Linked DNA regions of Homo sapiens: all the other regions are linked to region 2. The links are chromatin contacts, found by Hi-C in ENCODE. All regions are on one chromosome and are shown on one strand. Each heading gives the region's core, a stretch centred on a gene start or an enhancer-like site at or near the end of the contact. The rest is flanking DNA. Distances are from core to core; before and after follow the strand shown. Region 1 holds the start of TSPAN18 (tetraspanin 18). Region 2 holds the start of ACCS (1-aminocyclopropane-1-carboxylate synthase homolog (inactive)). Region 3 overlaps CD82 (CD82 molecule).

The links. Hi-C counts contacts between places; a loop is a spot of excess contacts on that map. Pooled maps may share reads with other maps.
Region 1: a pooled map shows a loop between it and region 2 (4-fold over the local background). The contact joins the promoter of TSPAN18 here to the promoter of ACCS in region 2. A Hi-C loop is called at or near these places in 6 of 50 pooled maps.
Region 3: a pooled map shows a loop between it and region 2 (5-fold over the local background). The contact joins the enhancer-like site here to the promoter of ACCS in region 2. A Hi-C loop is called at or near these places in 6 of 50 pooled maps.

What each region holds. Positions count from the first base shown.
Region 1 is chr11:44,725,147-44,729,071 of GRCh38, forward strand. TSPAN18 (tetraspanin 18) reads left to right here and starts at 1,816. Exons shown (of 10, transcript NM_130783.5): 1 at 1,816-2,141. The region is part of intron 2 of TSPAN18-AS1 (TSPAN18 antisense RNA 1); the gene reads right to left. RefSeq lists enhancers at 344-1,204, 1,205-2,066, 1,433-1,602, 3,318-3,820, 3,821-3,925 and silencers at 1,793-1,942, 2,779-2,948.
Region 2 is chr11:44,063,905-44,067,522 of GRCh38, forward strand. It overlaps ACCS (1-aminocyclopropane-1-carboxylate synthase homolog (inactive)), which reads left to right and starts at 2,366. Exons shown (of 15, transcript NM_032592.4): 1 at 2,366-2,797. RefSeq lists enhancers at 2,006-2,135, 2,236-2,325, 2,346-2,535.
Region 3 is chr11:44,593,454-44,597,291 of GRCh38, forward strand. It overlaps CD82 (CD82 molecule), which reads left to right. Exons shown (of 10, transcript NM_002231.4): 3 at 1,190-1,272. The coding sequence starts at 1,210. Among named protein-coding and RNA genes, the nearest start is that of CD82-AS1, 10 kb to the right of the region's middle. RefSeq lists enhancers at 2,770-3,348, 3,349-3,838, 3,352-3,591. Within about 2 kb of position 2,563, at least 23 of the 41 ENCODE cell types and tissues checked have a DNase peak (open chromatin) inside an H3K27ac peak, as active enhancers do.

The DNA of each region.
Region 1 (3,925 bases), core at 566-3,065, 660 kb after region 2:
GGCTCACACGGGGCCTCTCCCAGCAGCATTCCACAAGTGCAGGGCCTGTGGGGTGTTCAGCCTCCACCCTCCATTCTGTTTTGGCAGCTGAAGGGTGAATGTGGAGCCCTTCTCCTTGTCCTCCTCTTATAGAAATTCCACCATTAGGGACTTCCTCCCCTTGGGTGAAGCTTTGCTCACTCTGGGTCCCTTTGAAACCGCGGATCCAGGGATTTTTCTTCCAGCCACGTGCCTACTCTAAGAGTCCCGGTGACGCGGTGAAGTTCTTTAAAGGACCAGACATCCCTGAAGTCCTTACAGGGACATCCCCTTACAGGGACGAATCCATTTCCTGGAATGTGGGCAAGGAAAGGCAGCCACTTCCTGCCTCTCAAAACTCTGGCTGGTGGCTGGGTGCAGTGGCTACGTCTGTCATCTCAGCACTTTGGGAGACTGAGGTGGGAGGATCACTTGAGGCCAGGAATTGGAGACCAGCCTGGGCAACATGGTAAGAGTCCAGCTCTACAAAACACACACGCACACACACACACACACACACACACACACACACACACACACCAAAAACAACAGAAAACATTAGCCAGGCATGATGGCACATGCCTCTGGTCCCAGCTACTCGAGGGGGCTGAGTTGGAAGGATTGGATTGCTTGAGCCCAGGAGGTCGAGCCTACAGTAAGCCGTGCAGGAGGTCGGGCTACAGTGAGCTGTGCTTGTTGACCAGGCTTGTCCAGCCTGGTCAGCAGAGCGAGACCTTGTCTCAAAAACAAAACAAAAACAAAACAAGAAGATCCCCCTCCCCCCAAACTCTGCCCAGTGGCCTGACTACCAACATCCATATACAAGACAGGAGTAGGGTCAACTCCTTCCTATCAGTCACCCCTTAGTGAGAATCAGCTGGCCAAGGGGCCTCCTGCAGAGCTGATGTGTGCTTGAATGCCTAGGGCCCACGGGGATGGGGTGTGGAAGCTTCAAGCTGGGACTCAAAACAGAGTTGCCAAGGGAAGAGGAGTGGGCGACCCGAGCCCCTGTCATCAGTACTTTCACTTGGGCTGTCAGTTTTGATCTGCTTGCTTGTCCGTTTTGTCTGGGGCAGGGTCGGGTAGTTGTTTAGAGGAGGCTCAGAGGTTAAAAGTCTCAGGCAAGTCATGTCAGGGGTTGGGAGCCAGTGCTGCTGTGGCAGCAGTACAGAGAAGAAAAGATAAGCTCCCCAGCCCCGCAAGAACCTCAGCCCTGAGGCCGGAGACACAGATCTGGCCCCTTGCAATCAAGTCATTTGCATCTGACCTGGGGTCAGGCCCCTCCATGCAGGAAGTCCCCTTTCTTATCTGCAAGTCAGAGGAGGGTGAGTTCCCCAGGCTTTCAACAGGTACTTCCCCCGGCAGCGGGAAGCCCAGGAGCCCGATCAGGACCGAGGATCTCACCCCAACCCCTGCGTTTGGGCCCCGGGGTCAGCTGAAAGTTCCCCTGGAATAAACACTTCGGGTCCAGCATGCCCCTCTCCCCACTCCCGCAACGATCTTCCGAATTCAGACGCAGAGAGGGCCCGCGAGCAGAGCGGGAGGTGGTCGGAGGCGGAGGAAGGGGAGATGGGCAGAGGGTGGGCCCAGGGACCCCCAGACAAGGCCTGGACGCGGGGTTGGAGGAGGAGGCGGAGGCTGGCGGGAGGCGAGGGGCAGCCCGCAGAGGAGACGCGCTTCTCGGCAGCAACGGCGTCTGGAGCCGGGAGGGGCGGAGGTTTGGGGAGGGGGAGGGAGGGCGGGGGAGGGGAGGGACGGACGGCGGCGGAGGTGGGGCCGGCGGGCTGGCGGGCGTGCAGCTGCCGCCGGCGTCGCGGGGCTCCAGGCTGCGGGGCGGACGTAGCGCCGAGCGATCCACCGCGGAGCCGCGCGAGGCCGCCCGAGCCCCAGCCCCGGCCCCGGCCCCAGCCCCGGCCCCGGCCCCGGCCCCGGCCCCGGCCCCGGTCCCGGCCCCGAGCCCCGAGCGAGCGCCGCCGCCTCGCGCTGCGGGTCCCCGGACGCGCCGCCACCGCCGGGAAGGCAGCCGGCGCCGGGCAAGTTGCGAGCGCGCCCCTCCGACCAGGAAAGTTTCCCCCCGGCCGCCGGCGGGATTTGGCGCGGGGTCCGGCAGCCGCCGCTGGAAGGTATGGGGCTCCGCACCTCCGTGCCCTCCGCACGCCGCCGCCGCGCCCCCGGGGACCTGGGGACCCCCCCGCGCGCCGCCCCGGGGGTGCTGCTGGACGCGGCGGGGAATTGGGGTGGAGTAGGGATCCCAGGACGGAAGCCCGGCAACCAAGTTCCACTCAAACTAGCACGCGGGGGCTGGGGGGCCGGGGACGGTCTCCACCCCGTGCCTGCCCGGAGTCCGCTGAGGGCCGGGGGCTGCGCCCAGGACAGGTGCAGAGCCGGTGGGCTCCCAGTGCTCCGGGTGGAGGAGTGGGGGCTTCTGGAGAACGGCGCGGGGTGGCAGGTGTGGTTACAAGGTTCGGGGTTTCGGCCAGGGCTGCGCCCGGAAAGGGGCTGCTCGCCACGCCACCCGGTAAGACAGTGAGGGACCAGGGACTGGGAGCGGCGATCGGGGCCGGGAGGGCTGTGGGGCCCGGCAGCTGCATGGAGGGCGGGCTGCCTTTGGGGTCCCTGGCAGCGGGGCGGGGCGGGGCGGAGGCGCCACTCGTTCCTCCAGGACCCCCCTTATTCCTTAGGTGTGTGCGGTTTGGGGAAGTGGAGACTCCATGGAGTGCTGGGTGGGTGGGAGGCTCGGGCACGTCCAGATTTAGGGGGCAGTGGGAGCCAGTTGGGACGGTGCTCGGCTCGGGTGGGATCGCGCCGGCTCCGGGTCCTGCTGGAGTGAGGTGACTGGGCTCCCGCCAGGGGGCGCACTGCCCCGGCCCTCGCCAGCAGGAAGCGCGTTCTGGCTCCTGCGAGGCAACCGCGCCGACATCCAGGACGCAGGGACCACAGACACCCAACTTACGCGGGGTCCCGCCCCGAGGAGCCCGCCCTACACTAGCCAGACGGGGGAGCGGGACCAAGAGTGAGGCGAAAGGTTCACAGTTATAACTGCGCCGTGGGCTGGAAAGGCTAGGAGTCAGGATGTGATTTTTCTCGGGAAGGCTGCCAGGGCAAATGGATGAGTAAGAAATTTACCCCCAGAAAAAGATGTAAGAAACTACAACTGCGAATTGGTGCAGAGAGAGTGGGTTGGGGAATTAACTTTTTGACGGTTTTTGGAGTTGCAGAAACCCAAACCCCAAAATGCATGCACCCTTTTTGTAAAAGTTGCACCTTTGTTTCCTGGATCTGGTCGAATCCCTGTCTGGTGAAGGCAGGATGGGGGTCTTGGGGTATCCTCTCTCTGGGCACAAGTAAACTGGGAGGCACAGGGCGGGCGGTGGGGGATGGGGCCTTAAAGACTTCAGCAGTCCAGGCAGAAGTGTTAAATTTCTCAGCAGTCAACGAGCCCTGGCCCCCACCCTCATCCCCTGGGTCTGTGGTCTCTAGGCCACATTCTTCTGGTCATTTCACAATTATTGGTGGAAATCTGCCCTGGGTCCCAGTTGTCTGGCCTCAGGGTCCCTGTATGTTGAGTCTGTGTGTCTGTGCCTTGGGAAGTCGACGGCTGCTGGCATCTGTGAGGACTGTCATCTTTGTCATGTGCGGGGCTAACATTGAAGGGACATTGGAGGGACTATTGCCTCATCTTTCTCTCCAGTTCCCTCCCTCCTCCCATCACCCCAAGTGAGTGCAAAGGAGCAAATCATAGATTGTGCCGTGGCCTCATTGTGGTTGGTAGAAGTTTTCATCTTTCTCTTAGCTGGTAACCTGTGCTCCTTGGGCAGCCCCCCTCCTGCTCCCATGTCCTTAATGTCCCTTACAAAGGTGGGGGAAATGGGGGTCCCTGAAAGAGATGAGGTTCCTCTGTTCAATG
Region 2 (3,618 bases), core at 1,116-3,615:
ACACACCATATGCTTGATTCTTGCTGTTTTATCCAGTCTGATGATCTTTTAATTGATCTTTAGTCAATTCACATTTAATGTAACGTGTGTGTATGTCTTCCACTTAGGACAAGTGCCTGTGTTTGTTGTTTCGTGGGGTTAAATCCCCCTGCTGCATGTTTCCATGGTACCCAGTAAATAGTCTTTTTAAAATAGTCCCCACATTGTAAGTCGGCCTTCCCAATCAATCATGCAGGCTTTGGTTTGTCTTGCTCATCACCGTATCCTCGCATTTTACAGAGACCTGGCACATAACAGGCATTCACTGAGATGTGAATTACATAGAATTAAGATTTAAATAGAGGAAAATAATCGCTTCCTTATCTTACAGAAGAAAACAGTAAGGGCCAAAAAAGTCATGAGAGTTGCTCAAGGTCACAGTGTTAGCTAGTGCAAGGCAAAAGTGAAGACAAGAAGTGGAATGGCCAGAAGACAGCCATGTCTTCCCAGCCATACCTGTATTGAGAGATTCTGCTTATTTCCTTTCATGGGGAAAGAAGACTTTCCCATTCAAGGCACCTCAGAGACTGCAGCTCTACCTGGGACCTGGGTGCCCACTGTACCCATTGCCAGAATATGTAGAGCTTAGGGCAGAGTTTGAAAAATACTTTTGAAATTATATGTGTGTGTGTGTGTGTGTGTGTGTGTGTGTGTGTGTATGTAATTTTTTTTTTTTTTTTTTTTTTTTTTTAGATAGAGTCTCGCAAACACCCAGGTGGGAGTGCAGTGGCACGATCAAATTCACTGCAGCCTCTACCTTCTGGGCTCAAGTGATCCTCCCACCTCAGCCTCCCAAGTAGCTGAAACCACAGGCACATGTCATCAAGTCTGGCTAATTTACAAAAACATTTTGGCTGAGTGCAGTGGCTCACGCCTGCCATCCCAGCACTTGGGAGGCCGAGGCGGGCAGATCACGAGGTCAGGAGTTCAAGACCAGTCGGGACAATATGGTGAAACTCCATCTCTACTAAAAATACAAAAATTAGCCAGGCGTGGTGGTGCGTGCCTGTAGTCCCAGCTACTGGGGAGGCTGAGACAAAAGAATTGCTTGAACCCGGGAGGCGGAGGTTGCAGTGAGCAGAGATTGTGCCACTGCACTCCAGCCTGGATGACAGAGCGAGACTCCGTCTCAAAAAAACAAAAAAACATAAAAACCTTTTTTTGGTAGAGACACGGTCTCTCTATGTTGCCCAGGCTGGTTTCAAACTCCTGGGTTCAAGGGATGCTCCCACCTTGTCCTCTCAAAGTGTTGGCATTACAGGCGTGGGCCGCCACACCTAGCCAGAGTTCAACAAATATTGCAGGCACGTGTGGGAGACCAGGACATGCCTCCCCAAAACATGAAGGATTGTGCTAAAGACAAGCAGCAGCACATTCAGGAAAGCTCTCTACCCTGGCCCTATTTGCCTAAAAGTAGGACACAGGTTTACAAAGACAAAAGGTATCCTGTCCCTCTGTCTACCTAGGAGAACAAAGACAACTTTAGACCCCTATGGCCTGGAGATGGTACCAGAGGAATTTACATTAACAAGCTTGACTAACTGGCCTTTGTCTTTTTTTTTTTTTTTTTTTTTTGCCTTCTCACAAGTTGCCTCCTGGAGAGACTCAAAGCCCTATTTCTTTGTCTTGTAACTTAAAAAAATTACTGTTCTTTGTTGAAGATGCTATAAAAACTGGAATTCAAAGTCACCTCTTCCAGAACGACTCATTCCCTCCAGATTTCTCATGTATAAATGAAATACACATGTCAGTAAATTTCTGTCTGTTTTTCTCTTGTTAATTTGTCTTTTGTAACAGGAGTCTCCCCCAACTAAGAACCTATGAGGGCTACAGAAAATCCCCTACAAATGAAAGGGGCAGAAATGACAAACTGCGATGAAAGGCCATAAGGATGCTCACACCCGAATCTAAAAAGCCCTTTGTGTGGGCCGCAGCCAAGCATACTTTGGCAAGAAATTTCTGTGGCTCTAACCTCCTTTGAAAACTGGAGAACCAAGGCCAGGAGGCAGAAGGAGGTGGCAGACCCGGCCCGGCGGCGGCCCAGCACGCGCAGGCCACCCAGAGTGGAGGTGGGAAACGGCATTACGCCCCTTTCCCTTTTCCTGGTCCCGCGGTGCTACCTCGTGTGCCACCCTTAAAGCGTAGTCCCCGCCGAGACCGCCCCCGCCTGAGTGGCAAGGGGACGAACTGCGCCCTGAACAGGCCTGGAAGCCCAACCCGGTGCGGACCGCCCTCAGTCTCCTAGTCCGGGCGCGCTGAGCGCAGGGGGGCGCTGTCCTCACCCACGCGTAAGTCGCCGCAGGGCGTTTCCGGGCGGAGAAAACCTACACGTGATGGGCGCCCACCGAGTGCCAGCACCGCCTCCTCCAGCTCCGCCAAGTAGGTGGGATCCACTACTTTGCAGAGGAGGAAGCCGTTCAGGCCTCCCTCTGTGCACTTTGCAAAAGCCTCTGCCCTTCCATCTCGAATCCCTTGGCGCCGATCACACTTCCTCTGCCTGGAAACCTGGAGCCGTCTCTCGCGAGACGTCCTCCGCCCTGTAGAAGGCCGTTTCGGTTCTTCGTGCGCGGTAGCCGCCCCACTTGCGGGATTCCAAGGCCTCATCGAGTGCGGGTATCTGGCTGTGGATTCGCCGCCGTCCTGCTGGACGCCTGGAGGCTCGAACCCCGCCGCCCCCCTACCCCAGGCTTTACTCCCACCCCGGCTTCCGCCCACTGTGCTGCCCTTCCTCGGACCTGGGCTGTCGGGAGAGCTGGAGGTGAGCGCTCTTGGGAGAGCCCAGCCAATTTAAAGAGTACCCCTGAGAAGACTTTGCGGAGGAAAATTTAACTGCGGGTACCCGCTGAGTTTATGGTGCGCCCAGTGTTACCAGAGCTTGTGTTGTGCATCAGGACTGGGAAAATTGGCAAGGAGTTACGCTATAATGACTCATATTTTATTGAACTTTGGTCATCAGCCAGGATTTGTTCTAAGTACTTTATTGTCACTAACATATATATTTATGTCTTCACGGCCACCCCGAGGTGGTTACTGTTATATCCACTGTGCAGATGAGGAAACTAAACTGGCTTAGAGAAGTGAAGGAGTTCACACCCGCGGGCAGGAGTAGACCACCCTCTCCTTGGTGTCCACACCTCGTTTCTTCAGGACTGAAGAGGCAGGCCCTGGAGCTCTGCCTGGGTTGCCTGCACTTGTGGAGGTTCCCATTCCTCCCTTCCCTCAGTTCCTACCCGCCATCTGCCTCAGAACACCACATAATCTCATCCTACCCTTTACACCACAAGACCCCCAGGACTCCCAGGCAATACTCTGCTTTAACTCAGGAAATTTTAACCTGGCATTTGGTAATTGAGGTGAGCAAGGGTGGAAAAAGAATGTTGATGACCCCTTAGGCTGGAGAGTGAAAAACTTTTGCAGAAGTAGAACACGCTAAAGCAGCAATACATTAAAGTCACGTCAATGTGGCAAGTGCAGTCCCTGGCACGTACTAGGTCCTTAACAGATTTTTCTTGTTGAAGTCGTTGCACATATGGTTACAGCTAAGGGACACAGGAAGTGATGAGTGCATAAACCTAAAGG
Region 3 (3,838 bases), core at 1,313-3,812, 530 kb after region 2:
CTGGCGGCTGGCACTCCTGGATTTTCTGGCCTCTGAGTCAGGGTGAGAACAGTCAGCTTCCAGCTTCCCTCTTCCTCCCGGGGCCCTCCCCTCACCTGGGGTCTTTTGGAGTGGAGGGGGCACAGCATGCCCAAGCATGGTTTGTGTCATTTCAGAAGCACAACTTGTGTCATCGGGGAGACTGTGAAAACTTGGAAACAACCTGTGTGTCCAATCTTAGAGTATCAGTTAAATGCTTTTATGGGATGGCCACATCTGAGACTTTAACCTGGGGCCACTGGGGTTCCTGAATGGGTTTCAGAGGTCCATGAACTCCCAGAAATTATTAGCATCACAAAATGCTAACTACACATGAATTTTTTGGGGGACTCTGTGAGCCCCCAAATGTTAATAAGTACTAATAGGATGGAATCCTATGCAACATGTGAAACTATGAAGAGCATTTTATCAACATATAGAGAGTGAAGATTGTAGAATGAAAAAAACAGGCTAGAAAACACTATACAGAATGAGCCCAATTTTGATTAGAACCATTTGTTATACACACACACACACACACACACGAATAATAGCTACTAAAACGATGACAGTTTTTAATCTCTGGAGTGAGATACATTTTGCTTGATTTCTGTTTTTCTGTATTTGTTGGGTGTTCTACAATGCATGTTTATTCCCTTTGTAATAAGAAGCTGGGACGCTCAGCCTATTTTCTGAGAAGCCAAAATTCCCCTTCTCGCCTTGGCAGACCCCACAACTCCCAGCCCCTAGTCCCAGAGGGAGTCTGTGGAACAAGCACAGGTCTCACCTCTGGGTCTCTGTCAATGGATCACTAACTTCCCGGCCCCCTGACTTCAAACAGAGTCCATCTGTGCAAGTTCCAGAGCCTGGGTCATGGAGGTGAGGGGTGAGGGTCTCCCTCTGTCATTTTGCTCCCACCAGCCCCAGCCCCAGCCCCAGCCCCAGTGCAGTGGCTGATCCGGATCCTAACTGCCAAGCATCAAGTGCCTGGCACACAAGACTGCTCGTGGGACCTCATTTCCTAGCTGTGTGGCTTTGGGCTAGTTGTCTAACCTCTCTGGGCCTCTGCATCCTCTAAGGCAGGGACAGGGTTAGTACCCACCTCCTGGGGTTGCTGCAAGGGCAGACTGAGCTGATCCCCTCACTGGCCTGCCTGCCTTCTCTCTTCCAGGAAGCTCCAGGACTGGCGGGATGGGCTCAGCCTGTATCAAAGTCACCAAATACTTTCTCTTCCTCTTCAACTTGATCTTCTTTGTAAGTATGTCCCATGCCGTCCTGACCACCTCCGAAAAGATTCTCCTTCCAGGGGCATCCCAGCCTGAGCCTTTCCAGAGCCGACCGGGCCGGGGATTGGGGGGATTTGGTGGGTAGGGACTGAGGACGAACTATCTCCAACGGAACCTAGTTGGGGTGGTGAGGAGATTCCCTGCCATTCCCAGCTGGTCCTTTGACCAAGCACTGGATTCCTGACCCGGCCTTCCCCTCTCCTAGATCACCCAAAGCCTGGGCTGGCGGTGGGTATGGGGAAGGAGAGGAGAGCCCCTGGGCATCCCCCTAACTCAACAGCAGGAGCTGCTAGAAGAAGCCTCTTAGCATCTCTCTAGTCCTGTCCTGGCCCCCACCCTGCCCATGTGAAGAATTGACCTGTGACAGTTCCAGGCCCCAGTTGCCCCTATCACACCCCCGTCCCTGTCGTGGGAAGGTATCTCCCTGAGCTCTCATAGGGAGAGCAAGAGGGCGCCAGGCGTGGGGCCAGTGAAGGGCACATACCTCCTTCCCCAGACCCACCCCAGCAGATGGGCCATCCGGATGTCAGCTCTGTGGACATTGACTGCTGGTTTTCCTGGGGCCTCGGTTTTCCTCTCTGGCCTGGCATGGACTGCCTCTTGCCTTGGAGTTGCTGGGATGGTGGGGTGTGTGTGTGAGTGAGAGTGTGTTGTTGGGGGGCAGTGCCCTGGAGAGGACTTCATAGCCTCAGAGTAGTGTTGGGAGCGCTGGCTTCCCTGTGTTGACGGTTTAACCCTATAGTGTTAAAAAAAAATCAGGTTGTACAGTAGGATGTTTCTTATGATCCAAAGTTTTAAATGTACGTATTCATTAAAAAGTGAGTATTTTTGAGAGGAGAAGAAAATACCTCAATGTTAATGTTGGGATTCTTGGGAATTTTGATTTTATTCTTTATGCATCTCTGTATTTTCCCAATTTTCTACGGTAGATATTAATTACTTGTTTGGGGAACAGGGGGTTTACATTACAAGTTACATAGTTTATGGGAAGTTTGGGAAATAAACAAGAATCATTCTAAATTCCCCTTCTGGCCAGACATGGTAGGTCTTGCCTGTAATCCCAGTGCTTTGGGAGGCCAAGGCAGGAGGATTGTTTGAGTCCAGGAGTTCTAGACCAGCTTGGGCAACATAGCAAGACCCTGTTTCTCTACAAAAAAAAAAAAAAAAAAAAAAAGAATTTTAAAAATTCCCCCTTCACAGCTTTAACCCAATGCACAGACATGTACAATGTGTTCCTGGCACCCGCACACAAGTGTTCATACACGCATGCACACACACAGGAAGCCCTGGCGCTGCCTGCCTTGCTTTTTTTCCACCCTGGCCCCGGCCCTAGCTCCCTCCTGGAGGACCCTGTGAGGCCCCACTGTGGCTCTGGCCCTCTGCTCATGGCAGCCGGGCCTGGAACCCACCCCAGGCCGGGCTTGGGCTTCCCCAGCTTGGCGGTCAGGTCTCTCCTGGCTGCCCTAGGACTTTGGGAAGCAGCTGCCTGTGCAGGCAAAGCCAAGCTTTTCCTGGCAAGCACTTGGTGTCTGGGCGGAGACCCAGCATAAAGGCCAATGGGCCAGGACTCGGGGGAAGGGGTGCGTGGGCACTGTAGCTCTATCCCTGGGGGCTTTAGGGACTAGAGAGAGGAGCCTGGGCTCTGGCCTAGGAGATCACGGAGCTTGGGTTTCAGTGATAAAGAAACTTTCCTTCATGCAGTGGGGGTTGGGGAGACCCTCATAGAGAAAGGGAGTGGGGTTGGTGGTTTCAGCCAGGGTGGCCCTTTCTGTCCTGCTCGCAAGTTGCCCTGTGGAACCAGGGACTGGAAAAGCTGCTCTCTGGCCAGGGCTTGGCCTCCTTTTGGCTCCTCCAGGGGCTGGCAGGAGTCAGGTGTTAACTGTCTGTGTACTGGGGCCTAGGATGACCCATCAGGATGGTGGAGGGGGGAGGGGCAGCTTGTATGACAGGAGGGTGAGAGTGAAAGAGGAGGGCTGGAGGAGGCAGAACGGGCTTGTTTACTCCTCAGCAAATGTGTATCTGACACCTCAGCATCTTCAGATGTTCAGGGCGGAAGAGCCCTGATTGCTATACTTCCGGAGCTTGTGTCCTAGGGAGCAGTGGGCTTCCATCAAATAACTACTCAAATGCATGAAAAATTGCAGTTGTTGGGGGTACTAGGAACAGATAGGCTCTTCGGAAAGCAGATGAGGCTCTTGGCCTGGTCATGGAGGTCAGCAAAGGCTTCCTGGGGTTCTGGGTGTGGCTTTGGAGAGGGGGATCCTGGCAGCAGGGGCAGCCGGTGGAGGCAGAGTGCACCTCCCCAGGCATAGACCCGGCCAGCCTGCCTCTTTGTTTTATGCACATTGGGAGGGGTTTCGTGGTTGGATTTGTGGTTTGGAAAAATCCCCGTGGCTGCTATGTGTGCTCGCGCCTGCGTGCATGTGCACCTGTATGTCTTTGCCTGTACTCCCTCTGGACTCCAGACTCCCCAGCGCATTGCCACTTTTCTCAGGTCCAAAGGAATGCAGAGGCACTGGTGCTGTGGCTATGCT